2 separate regions of the Homo sapiens genome follow, and region 1 is linked to region 2. The links are chromatin contacts, found by Hi-C in ENCODE. All regions are on one chromosome and are shown on one strand. Each heading gives the region's core, a stretch centred on a gene start or an enhancer-like site at or near the end of the contact. The rest is flanking DNA. Distances are from core to core; before and after follow the strand shown.

The links. Hi-C counts contacts between places; a loop is a spot of excess contacts on that map. Pooled maps may share reads with other maps.
Region 1: a loop to region 2 is called in a pooled map, with 4 times the contacts of the local background. The contact joins the enhancer-like site here to the promoter of CCDC88C in region 2. A Hi-C loop is called at or near these places in 4 of 50 pooled maps.

What each region holds. Positions count from the first base shown.
Region 1 is chr14:91,978,772-91,986,206 of GRCh38, forward strand. All of the region lies in intron 16 of TRIP11 (thyroid hormone receptor interactor 11), which reads right to left. Among named protein-coding and RNA genes, the nearest start is that of FBLN5, 35 kb to the left of the region's middle. Within about 2 kb of position 1,605, at least 2 of the 41 ENCODE cell types and tissues checked have a DNase peak (open chromatin) inside an H3K27ac peak, as active enhancers do.
Region 2 is chr14:91,416,268-91,423,844 of GRCh38, forward strand. CCDC88C (coiled-coil domain containing 88C) reads right to left here and starts at 1,553. Exons shown (of 30, transcript NM_001080414.4): 1 at 1,364-1,553; 2 at 471-571. The coding sequence starts at 1,423. It overlaps CCDC88C-DT (CCDC88C divergent transcript), which reads left to right and starts at 1,979. Exons shown (of 3, transcript NR_184261.1): 1 at 1,979-2,073; 2 at 4,682-4,856. It also overlaps the pseudogene LOC112268126. RefSeq lists enhancers at 1-128, 139-428, 2,034-2,678, 2,919-2,968 and a silencer at 1,049-1,968.

The DNA of each region.
Region 1 (7,435 bases), core at 355-2,854, 560 kb after region 2:
TACAAGTGTGAGCCACTGTGCCTGTCCCTATATAAAACATATTATCAAACAATTTCACCTATAGCTTTTTACTGTTTTAACATGGCCACTAAAAAATTTAAAATTGCACGTGGCTCACAGTATATTCCTACTGGACAGTACTGCTTTTAGAACATAACCAGGATATAACACTACTCTATACTATCTCTTATTTTAAAAAGAGAGGCTGGGCGCAGTGGCTCACGCTTGTAATCCCAGTGCTTTGCGAGGCCGAGGTAAGCATATTGCTTGAGCTCAGGAGTTTGAGACCAGCCTGGGCAACATAGCAGAACCCTGTCTCTACAAGAAATACAAAAATTAGTCGGGTGTGGCGGCATGAACCTGTAATTCCAGCTACTTAGGAGGCTGAGGCGGGAGGATCGCCTGAGCCCAGGAGGCAGATATTGCAGTGACCTCAGATTGTGCCACTGCACTCCGGCCTGGACAACAGAGCGAGACCCTGTCTCCAAAAAAAAAAAAAAAAGAGAGAGAGAGAGAGAAAGTGAAATGACAGACATCTTCAGAGTAAAATTCACAAAGCAGAGCTGAGCCTGATAAAAATTTTAGTAAAATAAAGTAGAAAATTTTAACTTTGCTCTATGAAAAACTGATCAAGAAATCAAACTGCGTAGAAGTCCAAATCAAAAATACTTTCTTGATGAAAACTTACTAAGATTGGTATGGTTTTTATTAAAGTCTCTGTATTCAGAAAGGTAGAGTCAAAACATCCTTAAGGCGAAAATGACAGGGTTAAAATTTCCTAAACTCACTATCAGAACATACAGTTTGTCCCTGAGCTAATGTGATGTGGAATGCAAAGGGCTGTTGCAAACTCAAGCAGTAGTTAGAATGTACTCTGATATTTGAGTCTAGGGGGAAAAACTCAGAATTTAAGGGACGGTGCTAGAAGGATGGTATTAACTATGAGGGGTTTGGAAAGGAAAAGAAAGTCAAACACCTACTACAAAGGTCCCTACAGATGCCTCTTTTTCTTCAAGCACCCTTATTTTCCTCCCATCAGAGATTCTGAATATTTCTCTACAAAAACTGAACCCTAATTCAAACCACAATTTGAAATCAGAACTGTATTTATATGGGCAGGGAAAATATGGTTATTCAGAAATGAGTTTTAAGCCAAATAAAATATTTCTGTGAAATAATCTCACATGCCAAAATAATTTTTTGGAAGTTAAAAAAAAAAAAAGGTGGAGGGGGGAACTTTAAAAGTTCAGCAATAAAGCAACTGAGATTTAGTCTAGTTTGGAGAAAGAGTTACTCTACATCTGTGACATAGTAAAACTTGCCATATCAGAGTCTCTTCTCTGGAACACCTAGACATGGTGCCATGGTCTTCAACATTTGGTTTAAAATAAAAATTGAACATAAAATGTAATTGATTGCAACAAATTGGCACATCATAATTTTACATTTCATTTGTAATTAATGACAGTACACTACAATGCTGCCTTCAGAGAACATCTTAAAATGAATCATACTACATCTTAAAATGAATCATACTGCTTACAAAGTCATTTGGATATTTCATGAGTAAGCTCCTGTAGGCAAGATCCAAGTCAGATTTACTGAACAGTCACCTGACTGAGAAAAAAAAGGAACACAGAACTTGAGAGTCAGAAGTGGATATGAATCATGGTCCTATCACCAGGGCCAGACTTTGTTGCCTATTTTGTAAAATGAACATGCTTATCTCAAAGAATTTGATAGAATCAACTGAATGATCAAATGTGACTTTTCTAAATAGTAAAGTGCTACATAAAGCATTAGTACTTATCATCCAATTTCTTAAAATAACTAAAAAGTTCATATTTCAATCTAGCCTGAATCAGTATCACATATATTACTCTGTTTAATGTTAATATTTTGTGAGGTTTTCCCCCCTCCATTTTGCATGTTTGTCATCTTTGAGGCCAAGGAGTCAACAGAAGGAAGAAAAAAATGTTAGAAAGATGATTTCACATACATATATATATGTCAATAAATAAATTGCATCTGGTGTCTTATCTGCATCTGGATACCTTAAAACTAAATTTAAATCTGATACAATATTAAACCTAATAAGGAAATTTAACCTCTTCATTTAATTAAATATAATCAAAGCAAAAGCTAGAAATTAGATCTTTTTTATTACAGAATTTCAAGTTATACAAGATCACTTTTAACATCAAATTTTATATGTATATTATATATATATATATATATATATTTTTTTTTTTTTTTTTTTTTTTTGAGACAGAGTCTTACTCTGTCACCCAGACTGGAGTACAGTGGCGCCCCAGCTCACTGCAACCTCCACCTCCCAGGTTCAAGCAATTCTCCTGCCTCGGTCTCGCGAGTAGCTGGGATAACAAGCGCCTGCCACCACGCCTGGCTAATTTTTGTATTTTTAGTAGAGACGGGGTTTCTCCATGTTGGCCAGGCTGGTCTTGAACTCCTGACCTCAAGTGATCCACCCACCTCAGCCTCCCAAAGTGCTGGGATTACGAGTGTGAACCACCGCACCCGGCCCAAATAATATATTTTTAAAAGATATTATACTATTTGCAATTTGAGGTTAAGCTTTACAAGCATCTGTTTTGTCTTTTTTGTTGTTGTTTTTTTAGACAGAGTCTCGCTCTGTCACCCAGGCTGTAGTGCAGTGGCACACCCTCTGCTCACTGCAACCTCTGCCTCCCAAGGTTCAAGCGTTTCTTGCACCTCAGCCTGCTGAGTAGCTGGGATCACAGGCATGTGCCACCACACCTGGCCAATTTTTTTGTATTTTTAGTAGAGACAGGCTTTCACCATGTTGGCCAAGCTGGTCTCCAACTCCTGACCTCAAGTGATCCATCTGCCTCAGCCTCCCAAAGTGCTGGGATTACAGGCATGGGCCACCGTGCCCAGCCCTGCTTTGTCTTTTAACTCAATTATTTTCAACTGTATCCAACACAGAATTTGAAGGTCTAGAGTATATGGTAAATGTTTTGTTGTCCCATAATCATAATTGTTCACTGCTGAGTGAAAAGTATCTTTTAAAATTCTAGGCCAGGCCCAGTTGCTCATGCCTCTTGTAATCCTAGCACTTTGGGAAGCCAAGGCAGAAGGATCATTTGATGCCAGGAGTTCAAGACCAGCCTGAGCAACATAGACAAACCGTCTCCACAAAAAAAAAAAAATAAGATCCTGCCTCTTAAAAATAAAAATAAACTTCTACTTCTTAGCAATGAACTCACAGGAAAAGAATTATATTAATACAGTATAACTTCATTAATCTGAATTCCACTAGATCAGAATCTGTGATTGGTTGAGGTCTACTGGATTATTTGTAGACCAAATTTGGATTATTCACCAGAGTTACTATGTACACTTGATTTTATATAAATATTTTTAATATAACCAAATCAAATTTATTTTTCCTCACCATTCTCTTCCTTTAACCCTTTATTATGAATTCAGATAATCTGAACTATATTTCTCCATATTGAAACAGAACTAATTTTTTAAAAAGAGTAAATATTATGAGTGGTTATATACTTGTTACTCCTCTGGCATGTGAGACAGAATATATATTTAATTTTAAAAGTGTTACAAACTTTCTTACTTTCAGGCGGGAGCCACACATTGGGTACATACGGACATAAAGATGGGAACAGCAGACACTGGAGATACCAGAGGGGGAAAAGGGAGAGGGGGAGAAGGGCTGAAAAACAACCTAATGGGTACTATGCTCACTACCTGAGTGACAAGATCATTTGTACCCCAAACCTCAGTGTCAAGCAGTAATAAACCTATACAAGTAACCCTGTACAGGTACCCTTGAATCCACAAGTTGAAATTAATTTTTTAATGAGATATTTCATGAAAAAATTGCAGATATCCAGGGTCTCTTCAAAGATCTGAAGACATGGCAACACTGGGCCCACATTCCTGCATGGCAGCAGCTGGGCGGAGCTGAGAATCTGCTGCCTCCATAAGAAACACTTCAAATGATCAGTCTTTACCTAGTTTCATGTGCTCTTTTATATTATCATCATAGCCTCAGTTTACAATTTGTGTTTGTGATCCATACTAAGAGATTCTTATTTCCACACGGCAACCCACTTCTACCTCCACCTTTTCAGCACTCCACTCCAACACATGCATGTGCACACATACCCACCACCCTTGGTCATTACTAGTCAACTGTATCTTCAGCCAGTTTCCAGATTATGACACACAGTTTCACAGGAATTCCTCCCTCTGTCTAGAACACTTTTCCCCAACTTTCTGCCTTCTTAGCTATACCTATTCACCATTCAAGTAATTTCAAGTGAGCCCTTCACTAACCTTGTCTACCCTTCCATGCTACCAACACCAAGTACAAAGGATAGCTCTTTCCTTTCTAAACCATTTGTTTCATGTATTTGATGCATGTCATCTTCCCTTCCTGCCTGACTGTAAACCTCCTGAAGGCAGGACCCTTGTCTCCTGTCTTTATTTATATCTTTAGTTCTACTGCAGTGCTTAGCACACAGCAAATAAACAATGAATATTTGAGAAGTAAGTCAAATAATGATTGATTTTCTCTGGGAAAAGAGAATATCTGCAAAGAACAGAACACTGGACAAAAAGAACAATTTATGTTCTGAATTATGAACTCATCCATACATAAAGAAATAAGGGCAAGGACACAAAACACATTAACTCAAAACATTCTTATTGCTATATCATTTACTTTTCCCTTTAAACTTAGAGGAATTTTTTTAAACTGCAATTTCTAAAATACAGTTCAGTTGAAAAAGGTTTAATTATTTACCTAATTGACATACACTTTTTTCTTAACTCATATTTTGGCATTGTCTAGTATACCCAGATGTTTATATCATCAAAATAATTTTTTAACCATTTATGGCAACTCAGAAAACTGCATCTGGTACTTCTTATATGTTTCCTCTAAAATCACCACTTCTGCCAAAAACATCTATAAAGAAATCTCTCAAAAGGTTTGGGTAACAAAGCGTCTGGGAATGTATTTGGCCTGTGTTCAACAGGACATTATATGTTTTCTTGTATAAATCATGTCCTGGAAAACGGAATGTCTTTATTTAAAATAAAAACTTTACCATCCAGCACCGTAAAGGTAGTTCCACGAAAAATATTTTAAGCTTCTTTTATATCTGTAGCTTTAAAACATGTTTTTATGCTTCATATTACAGTAAGTTTTACTGGGACTCATTTTATACATTCTTCTAGATTTTCTTTTAAAAAATGGTCCAAGGAAATTTTCCATTCTCAACTCTTAGGAGACTTTTAAAAGTAGTCATTCAACCTTCTTAAAAAAAAAATCAGTTATGCTGCCCTTTCAGATACAGGTATAAACTAGCAGACAGACCAAAAGATCTTCCTGATGTTAGAACTAAATTTGTATTGCTTATGAAAACTCACTTTTCTTTGCACACCATAAAATTCACCACCTTTCTGAATCATAGTTATCAAAATAACAATATCTTGTGCTTTTTATTTCAATTTATCCAATCATTTTTTTTCTTTTCTTTTTTTTTTTTTTTTGGGACCAAGTTTCACTCTGTTGCCCAGGCTGGAGTGCAGTGGCGTGATCTCAACTCACCGCAACCTCCACCTCCCAGGTTCAGGCAATTCTTGTGGCTCAGCCTCCCAAGAAGCTGGGACTACAGGCATGAGCCACCATGCCTGGCTAATTTTTATATTTTTAGTAGAGATGGGGTATCACCATGTTGGCTAGGCTGGTCTCAAACTCCTGACCTCAGGTGATCCACCCACCTTGGCCTCTCAAAGTGCTGGGATTACAGGTGTGAGCCACCACGTCCGGCCAAATCATTTTCAATTAGCAGGAATTTATGTCAAGGATGATGGCAGAGAACAAGAAGGAAAGGAAAATGTCAAATTTGACCATAAATATAGCAAGATAATGCATTTTAATGGTTCAGTCACAGGTGTATAATTTCTCATCAATAGCAATTCCATGGAATTCTGAACTCTGATCAGCTCAGAGTAGTTAATGAAAACCACTGTCATATGTGCTTCATAGGCCACTCTACTGAGTTTGGATATGGGATGGCATGTGAAGTCTTTGGAACTGTATTGAAGAACACTTTCAGGTAAAATGCTGAAAGAATAATTTTTTAAAAGGAAGGATAGCAGTAATTCTTTTAACAGCCAACACTGTCTATTAAACTATAGTACTTAGGATCGTAGGATTTATTTTCTTCGTTACTTTCCCGGGAAGAGGGATAGAGGGGGAGGGAGACAGGGAGAAATATTTAAACAGTTCCCTACTGCTGGTTTATGTCTCTACTCAAGTTCCTTTTCTCCATGGAATGCTGCCTGACCCTTAATGGGATTCTGGAGGAACTAAATATGCCCTGTCTTATGATCACTGTTGTGCATCACTGTCTTCAATTACTAACCTACGGGGTATCTACACGATGTGTCATTTCCTTAGCTAAACTCCTTGGAAAAGGGATACTATCTAGTATCTCATATAGCACCTAATGGGAAGCCAAGTAGTTGGTTCTCATTAAATATTTAGTGCCTGATAAGCATCTGTCTTCATACTTTTCACACAAGGCCCAAAAATACTCTTAATTCATAAGCACAGATGCACATACATACTCTTAAGAAATGACTGAAATTATCAACAGTCTACTGTTTCAATATTGGCATTATTTGCAACAGCTCTCTTTTTCATATGTTTGACCAGACTGAATCATCTCATCTCTGGTAGCAATGATATAATCAACCATTTGGAATAAAATACTTTTAAAAGTGAGCTTCCTAATATTGTTTAAATGCTGAAACTGTGTATCAATTAATCATTAGTCTACAGATGCTTAGAAGTAACCAATACTTTGCCTTTACGATTCAAGTCTCCATGTACTTTCTTCCAACAAAAGGCAATCTGTCTTTTTCAAAATTGTTTCTCCTGGCAAATATTTTTGCTGTCTGGCCAAGTTTTGTGTTAAAAATAAAGTACAGTATTACAACATCAATCAACATTTAAAGTACTTAATGATCTAGGAGAGAAAATATACAGCGATTCTTTTGAAACAAGTGAGCTAATCAAAGTTTTGTTTACATTATCAAATCAAGAGTGCAGCTTTGAGAAAATAAAATTGCATTTGTATTTAGAGATATAAAAGTGATATTAAAGCACTTAGGTAATATAAGAAAACAGATTGTTAAGAAGAGCTGTAAATGGCAAGAATGACTTACAGACATAACAGAACCAACTGTCTCTTTACACCCCTTCCTGTTTGTGCAACACTGGCCTCTTGCCTGCCCTTTCAAATACCAGTTATACAAGCATAATCAGAGCTTTCTCTGTAGCTAATATTGATTCCACAAAATGAATCCAAAGTTCGTATACGTTTACAATGAATATTAGTATTTTCCACCTAAGCTT
Region 2 (7,577 bases), core at 303-2,802:
CTGAAAAAGGAAGATGAAATGTAAAGGAGCTCAGAAACACAGACACCCTCATCTAAAATGAAACTTTACAGTAACCCTCGGATGCCTGGGCCCACCCCGACACTTCCTGTAACCAGACACTCTCCGTTACAGTTCCTTGCCCTCCAAAAGGGGACTTTTTCATTTCATTGCTCAAACCACAATTAAGTCCTTGAGTCTGAAGTCAATTGCACTATCTACACCACGTAAATGACAGTCATTCAATTCCAAATTTCCTTCATCAAACCAACTGCCAGACCCACTGTCCTGGAGTTCTTCAAACACCTACGAATGTCCAACAGGCACGTTAATACTGAGATACCAGCGTCTCCACCTTCAGAGAACTACCCCCCACCCCACACACACCCCGCCATGCAACCTTCCACTCCATTTCTACTCTCAAACTTTCTAACGCACCATTCTTTCCTTCCTCCGAGAAGAAGGTAACTTACATTTGCAGCATAATTTGGTTCAAAAAGATGCCGTCCACTAAATCCATGTACATAGTCAGGTTGTCCTGGCTGCCGCTTCCAAACGGGCCAAAAGTTTTCACCTGCGGGGAGGGGGACGAGGAGAGAAAGACAGGAAGTCACCCCGTGCGCACAAACGGTCCAAAGCTCTCCCAGGCAGAGACTGGACGGGTCAGTGTGAGCAGAAGGGGGTCACCCACGCCCACACCACCCTTCAGCAGGCACCAAGCCCGGCCTTCTCCTAGGGCCTGTCTCCCCTCCCCGCGCGGGGCAACAGACACGAGACAGGAGGAAAAACTTCCTCGCCACTTTTCTCCCGCGTTCCAGAGCGGAAGAAATAAAAATAAAAAGGACTTTTCAATAAATGTCTCACGTCTCAAATCCATTGTAAATCAGTGCGCCCACCCCAGTCTGTTCGCTTTCCCATTCGGCGCCCCCCATTCCCCACCCGTCACCGCCATCCACCGGCTGGTCTCAGGGATTCAGAAAAACTACATGAGATATTTGGTTGGGAAGAATGGGGTCCTTTTCGGGAGTGGCTAAACCCCAGGGACAGGAGTGACCACTGGGACCCGGTCCGCCCCGAGGCAGCCAGCCTAGAGCCCCAGCGGGAACAGGTGTACCCGCCCGGCTCCTGGCCCGGCCGAAAGCGCGGCGGGGTCCCGCGCCGGACGCACAACGGGGGCGCCGGCTCCAGAGTTACAAAGCTCCGGACTCCAGGACGCGGCCCCAACCCCGGCCGGGAGCCACTTGCTGCGTCCCTCGCGCCCCGGAGCCACCCGGGGCCCCGGCCGTGTCGGGTCTGCGGCGTCCCGTCGCCGGGCTAGAGAGAAGCCGGTGCACCAACAAAGGGGCGGGGAGCCAGGCGCACTCACCCAGGTCACCAGCGGGCTCTGCAGGAAGAGCTCCAGGAGCTCCGAGACTGTCACGTCCATGCTGAGGCTGCGCCCGCCGGCTCCGCGCCCCCCGCCCCGCGTCCCCGTTCCCCCGCGCCGCGGCACAAAACGGCTCCGCAGCGAGCAGCGGGCGCGGGGCTGCGGCGGCTCGCGCCCGGGAGACAAAGGCGGGGCGCGCGAGCCCACGTTCCGCGGCTTCGGCGGCCCCGCGCCCCGCCCGGGTCTGGGGGAAGGGGAGGGCCAGCCGCTCGGGGAGGAACAATACGGGCGGCCCCGCCCCTCGGCGGCCCTGGGCGACCGGCGCGCCGCCTCGCGGTGCCAGCCCGGGAGCCCGGGAGCCCGGGCGCGGGACCAGGCTACGCGGGGCGCTGGGAGGGGACTGGTGGCCCGAGGCGGGTGGGTCGCGGGGCCCGGCTCCCCGCCCGTGGGACCGCGCGCCCTCGCCGAGCGCAGCCTCCCCGCGTGTGGGGCCCCAGCACGTGGCGCATCCCTGCGCGCGTGCGCGTGCAGCCGGGGCCCGAGCGCCACGTGCGAGCTGGGGTGCGCGGGCACTGGTGCGTGCCGGGAGCGGGGACGCCCTGCCCTCCGAGGTTGCTCTGCCCTCCGAGGTCGCCCGCAGCTGCCGCCCGCTCTGGGCTTGGGGACCTCGGCCCTGCGCCTTTCCGCACTCCTGGCAGGTGCAGCCCCAGGTACAGTCAAGAGGCCCCGCAAACCCCCGCTCCTCACGCTTGTGCGCGGCGCGATAAACGCGCCCCGACCCTGGGGCTGGGCTGGAGGGCAAAGAAGAAACTTTATGTTGAGTTTAGGCCTTAGGGGCGCGGCCCCTCGCGCCCTACCGTGCCCCACCGTGCCATGTTCCGGGCTGCCTGCCTTCTAAAAGTTCCTGCAGGAAGCAGGTGATGTGGCCTCCCCGACCCGGGCCCGCCCCCACCACTTTGCCGGAGGCGAGCTAAATTCCAGCCGGGGTTCCTAGCAGCAGCTTAGTGGCAGGCGACAGGAAAAAGGGCAAAGGCCCCAACTGGCTGGAAGGCAAGCCCGGGGGCAGGACCTCCTTGCGGGACGGCACGAGGCAGGAGCCGGCTCCAGGCTGGTCTCGGCCTGGTAATAATTTCACACCACCAGCCGGTCATTGTTCAAAGCACTGTAGACCATTTTACTAATTTAACCCTAACGATCGCCGCATTTCGCAGCTGGGCCAACTGGTACAGGGTTGACCCGAAGGGCCCTGCGTGGCGCTTGGCAAGTATACAGCAGGCACTAAATGGCTGCCGACAGGCTCGGTGGTAATTTTGAAAGTTGGCTCTGTGCAGCGTTGGGGCTGCGGCATCTGCTGGTGGCGAGTGGTATTACAGCCCAGCGCTGGCGGACCCCGTTGGGCTGGGGAGGGTTGTGAGATTATGGCCTGAGAGCCAAGGGGGTCGGTTAGGGGTCCCTAGAGACTGTGGAAGGCGGGGTAGCATAAAACACAATGGGGGACTGCGGAGGAACTAAAATTTCGAGACTACATGGTTTTGTTGTGCACCAGAAGTTCATTAGAGAAGTTCCTTAATTGCTTCTCCGCCCGCCGCGATGGCACTCGACCCCGCGGATTAATTTAACAACTCTGATGGTTGCTCTGTGAAATTTAAAGAACAGTGGTTTAAGCAAAGACCACAAGAAAGAAGAATTGAGATCAAAGAGGAGTGTGTGCCATCGCTGTGGAGGAGTTTCAGTTGTGAATCATGAAATGTCCTGTAAACCATTTCAAGGAGTTTGATTTTTATACCAAAAACAATGGGAAGACACTACAGGTTTTTGGAGCAGCAGCTCAGACGTGTCGAAAAAGATGTTTTGATCCCTAAAATAATGAGAGAAAAGGCCAGAGAGAGGTCTTCTGACAAGTTCAAGATTTTACCAAATGTTGCAAGAACTCTGGAATCCTTATGGTAGTAAAATGCTGGAAAGAAAATTCTGCATTGAAAGAATGTCTTAACAGCTCACTATAATGACCCAGCCTTTTATGAATAATGCAAAGTGGAAAACCTGAAGGAAAAGGAAGAATTCAGAAAAACTGGAATTTCTACAAAGAAAAGTCTACAGAAGCTGCCCACAAGTGTGTAGACAAATATTCAGATGACATTCAGGATCTCTAATACTCATGGAAGTCGTTTATAGAATAAACCTTAAATAATGGACTCAAGAATGTGTGTTTGCTAATTATGTGTGTATCCTAATTATGGAAATATTAATTTTATCTGAAATAAAAATCTTTTTTTCTTTTCTCTTTTTTTTTTTTTTTTTTTTTTTTGAGACAACAGAGTCTCACTCTGTTGCCCAGGCTGGAGTGCAGTGGCGTGCTCTCTGCTCACTGCAACTCCGCCTCCCGGGTTCGCGCCATTCTCCTGCCTCAGCCTCCAGAGTAGTTGGGACTGCAGGCGCCCACCACCACGCCCGGCTAATTTTTTGTATTTTTTACTAGAGACGGGGTTTCACCGTGTTAGCCAGGATGGTCTCTATCTCCTGACCTCGTGATCCGCCTGCCTCGGCCTCCCAAAGTGCTGGGATTACAGGCGTGAGCCACCGCGCCCGGCTAAAAATCTTTTATTTAAAAAAGTTCCTTAATTGCTCATAATGTAAGTTAGTTCAAAAATAGGTATGATGTGTACACACACCGCTCTTCGCTCGGAAGCCTCTCTTCTGAAAAGTAAGGGATGCAGATGCGGCCAAAGTTGTTTTTCCAATTTTTTTGGAAAGACAAGGATGAGGAATCTTTAAAGTTATTTATTGAGGCCGGGTGCAGTGCCTCACACCTGTAATCCCAGCACTTTGGGAGGCCTAAGTAGGTGGATCACTTCAGCCCAAGAGTTCAAGACCAGCCTGGCCAAAAAAAATAGAAAAATTAGCTGGGTGTGGTGGTGCACACCTGTGATCCCAGCTACTCTGGAGGCTGAGAATCACTCGAACCCGGGAGGGGAAGGTTGCAGTGAGCTGCTATTGCACCATTGCACTCCAGCCTGGGTGACAGAGCAAGACTCTGTCTCAAAAAAAAAAATTTATTGAGTAAGCTTATTCTTTCACACTAAGAAATACAGTGGACAAATGCCTTCTGACAGTTGTGAGACTTTTCCCATCCTGGTGAGGGAATTTTCCCCTGGGGACATTGACAAGGCCCTGGGCCACAGCCATGTCAGGAATGTTTGCTTTGGGGTCAGTTAGCTGCTGTGTTGGTTCATAATCATTGATGTATCTGCTACCATGCCTTGGCTTGACTACGCCACCAGGATTAAAAGGATCTAACTCAGCTCCCTTGTTCCCTAGGAGGCAATGGGGCAGGCAAACTGGATGGTGCCCCAGGTGTAGCAAGCTTGGAAGGCTTCAAAGGACGGGACAAGTTTGGCCTGGACAAGTTTCCTCCTAGAAGTCACTTAATCTGCAAAATCAAGATAAGACCATTTTCCCCATGTGACTTGACAAGACAATATTAAAGCTCAAGGTGATGCATGTAAAAAGATTGTGGAAGCCATAAAGCTTTATAGAGATACATAATCACTGTCTCTTCCTCATCTCCTGCCCCATTCTGCTACCCTTGCTTTAATAAAAATTGTTTCCCCGAAGTCTCCGTCGGGCTGGGGCATAAGCTTCAAGGAGCAAATGCACAGACCCTCCACTGACCACTACACAGAGAGTCCCAATGCCCCTCCTCCATCCTTCCAGAACACCCTTGGCTTTCACTCCATCCATCTGAGCCTTAACTCTTTATTTTTAAGTTTTTCCTTGTTAATCTCTGGATATAAATGTATCTATTGCTTAATACATTGCTTCCTGGGTAGAAGCAGTATTTTGTGTTCTTCTGATAAAGGAATTTTCTACCCTCTCAGAAAATACTGACTCAGCAGTGTTAGCTAATGGCATTTCTACTTCACCTGATAGGAGCAGGAGCTTAAATTGTTACTACAACTTGGGGTGGGGAGAGGGAATGGCTATTTTTTTTTTTTTTCGAGACTGAGTCTTGCTCTGTCACCCAGGCTGGAGTGCAGTGGCGCAATCTTGGCTCACTGCAACCTCTGTCTCCCAGGGGTCAAGCTATCTCAGCTCACTACCATGCCGAGCTAATTTTTGTATTTTTAGTAGAGACAAGGTTTCGCCATGTTGGCCAGGCGGTTCTCAAACTCCTGACCTCAGGTGATCTGCCCGCCTCGGCCTCACAAAGTGCTGAGATTACAGGTGTGAGCCACTATGGCTGGCCACAAAATACTATATTCTATGATAGTTTTATATTCTGTCACAGATCTGACATTTTGGAACGTTCTTTTATTTACTTTATTTATTTATTTATTTATTTATTTTTGAGACAGAGTCTCGCTCTGTTGCCCAGGCTAGAAGTGTAATGGCTGAGCAATCATAGCTCACTGCAGCCTCAGTCTCCTGGGCTCACGTGATCCTCCTGCCTCAGGCTTCTTAGTAGCTGGGACTACAGGTGAGCCCCACCATGCCCGGATAATTTTTTTTTTAAATTTTTTAAATCTTAGTAGAGACAAGGTTGCTATGTTGCCCAGGCTGGTCTCAAACTCCTGAGCTGAAGTGATCCTCCTGCCTCGGCCTCCCAAAATGCTGGGATTACAGGCATGAGCCGCCATGCTGGGCTGGAACATTCTTAAAATATTGGAAATTAGGCTGGGCGAGGTGGCTCACGCCTATAATCCCAGCACTTTGAGAGGTCAAGGTGGGCAGACCACAAGTCAGGAGTTCGAGACCAGCCTGACCAACATGATGAAACCTCATTTCTACTAAAAATACAAAAATTAGCCAGGCGTGGTGGCGTGCACCTGTAATCCCATCTACTCAGGAGGCTGAGGCAGGAGAATCGCTTGAACCCTGGGGGCGGAGGTTGTAGTGAGCTGAGATTGCGCCACTGCACTCCAGCCTGGGTGACAGAGCAAGACTCCATCTAAAAAAAAAAAAGAAAAAAAAATTGGGAATTAATATTATTGTCAAATTCAGGAAAAACATAAAGGATTTGGGGTCCTTTGGGATGCAAGGCATAGGAGAGTATCTGTGTTTCAACCTGCTGCTTGTTAATGTGAGACTGATATTTTGGGGAAAATTTCAACCTATTTCAAAGATTTTTTTTTTCAGAGAATAGGAAACAATACACTAAAACATGGAAATGCTGCTGAGCGCGGTGGGCTCATGCCTGTAATCCCAGCACTTTGGGAGACCAAGGCAGGCAGATCACGAGGCCAGGAGTTCAAGACCATCCTGGCTAACACGTTGAAACTCCGTTTCTACTAAAAATACAAAAATAATTAGCCAAGCGTGGTGGCACGCACCGGTAGTCCCAGCTACTCGGGAGGCTGAGGCAGGAGAATCGTTTGAACCCAGGAGGCAGAGGTTGCAGTGAGCTGAGATCGTGCCATTGCACTCCAGCCTGGGCGACAGAGCGAGACTTCATCTCAAAAAAAAAAAAAAAACATGGAAATGCTGAAGTATACACATAATATTGGAAACCAGGATGCTCAAGTAAACATATTTTCAACTGATTTATTTTTCCTTTAACTTTTTCTTAAAGATATAGCTTAAATCATATGAAATTGCTGATATTTGTCAAATTTGGGCCTACAAAAATGGCAATTTCATATGTTGAAACTAAAGACTAACAATATTTAACAATTAAAAAATAAACATTATAGAATTTCTGCTAAGTGCTAAACATTATGATAAGCACTTTAAACAAGACATGAACCTGCTCTCAAGAAACAGTAAGAGTGCCAGATGTGGTGTCTCATGCTTGTAATCCCAGTACTTTGGGAGGCCAAGGCAGGAGATTGCTTGAGCCCAGTTCAAAACCAGACTGAGCAAATATAGTGAGACCCCATCTCTACAAAAATCTAAAAATTAGCTGGGTGTGGTGGTGTGCACCTGTAGTCCCAGATACTCGGGAGGCTGAGGTGGGAGGATCACTTGAGCCCAAGAGGTCAAGGCTGCAGTGAGCCATGATCATGCCATTGCACTCCAGCCTGGGCAACACAGCAAGACACTGCCTCAAAAAAAAAAAAAAAGGAGTAAGAAGTAATCACAGATAAATTTAAACCTTTCGCATTTTTAAAAGTTATGTGCAGACAAGTAAAAATAATAAAAGTTCAATCATTTATTATGATGCTAGATGCATCTGAAACTGGATAATACGATATAGTTGTTTTTTTTTTCTTAAGAC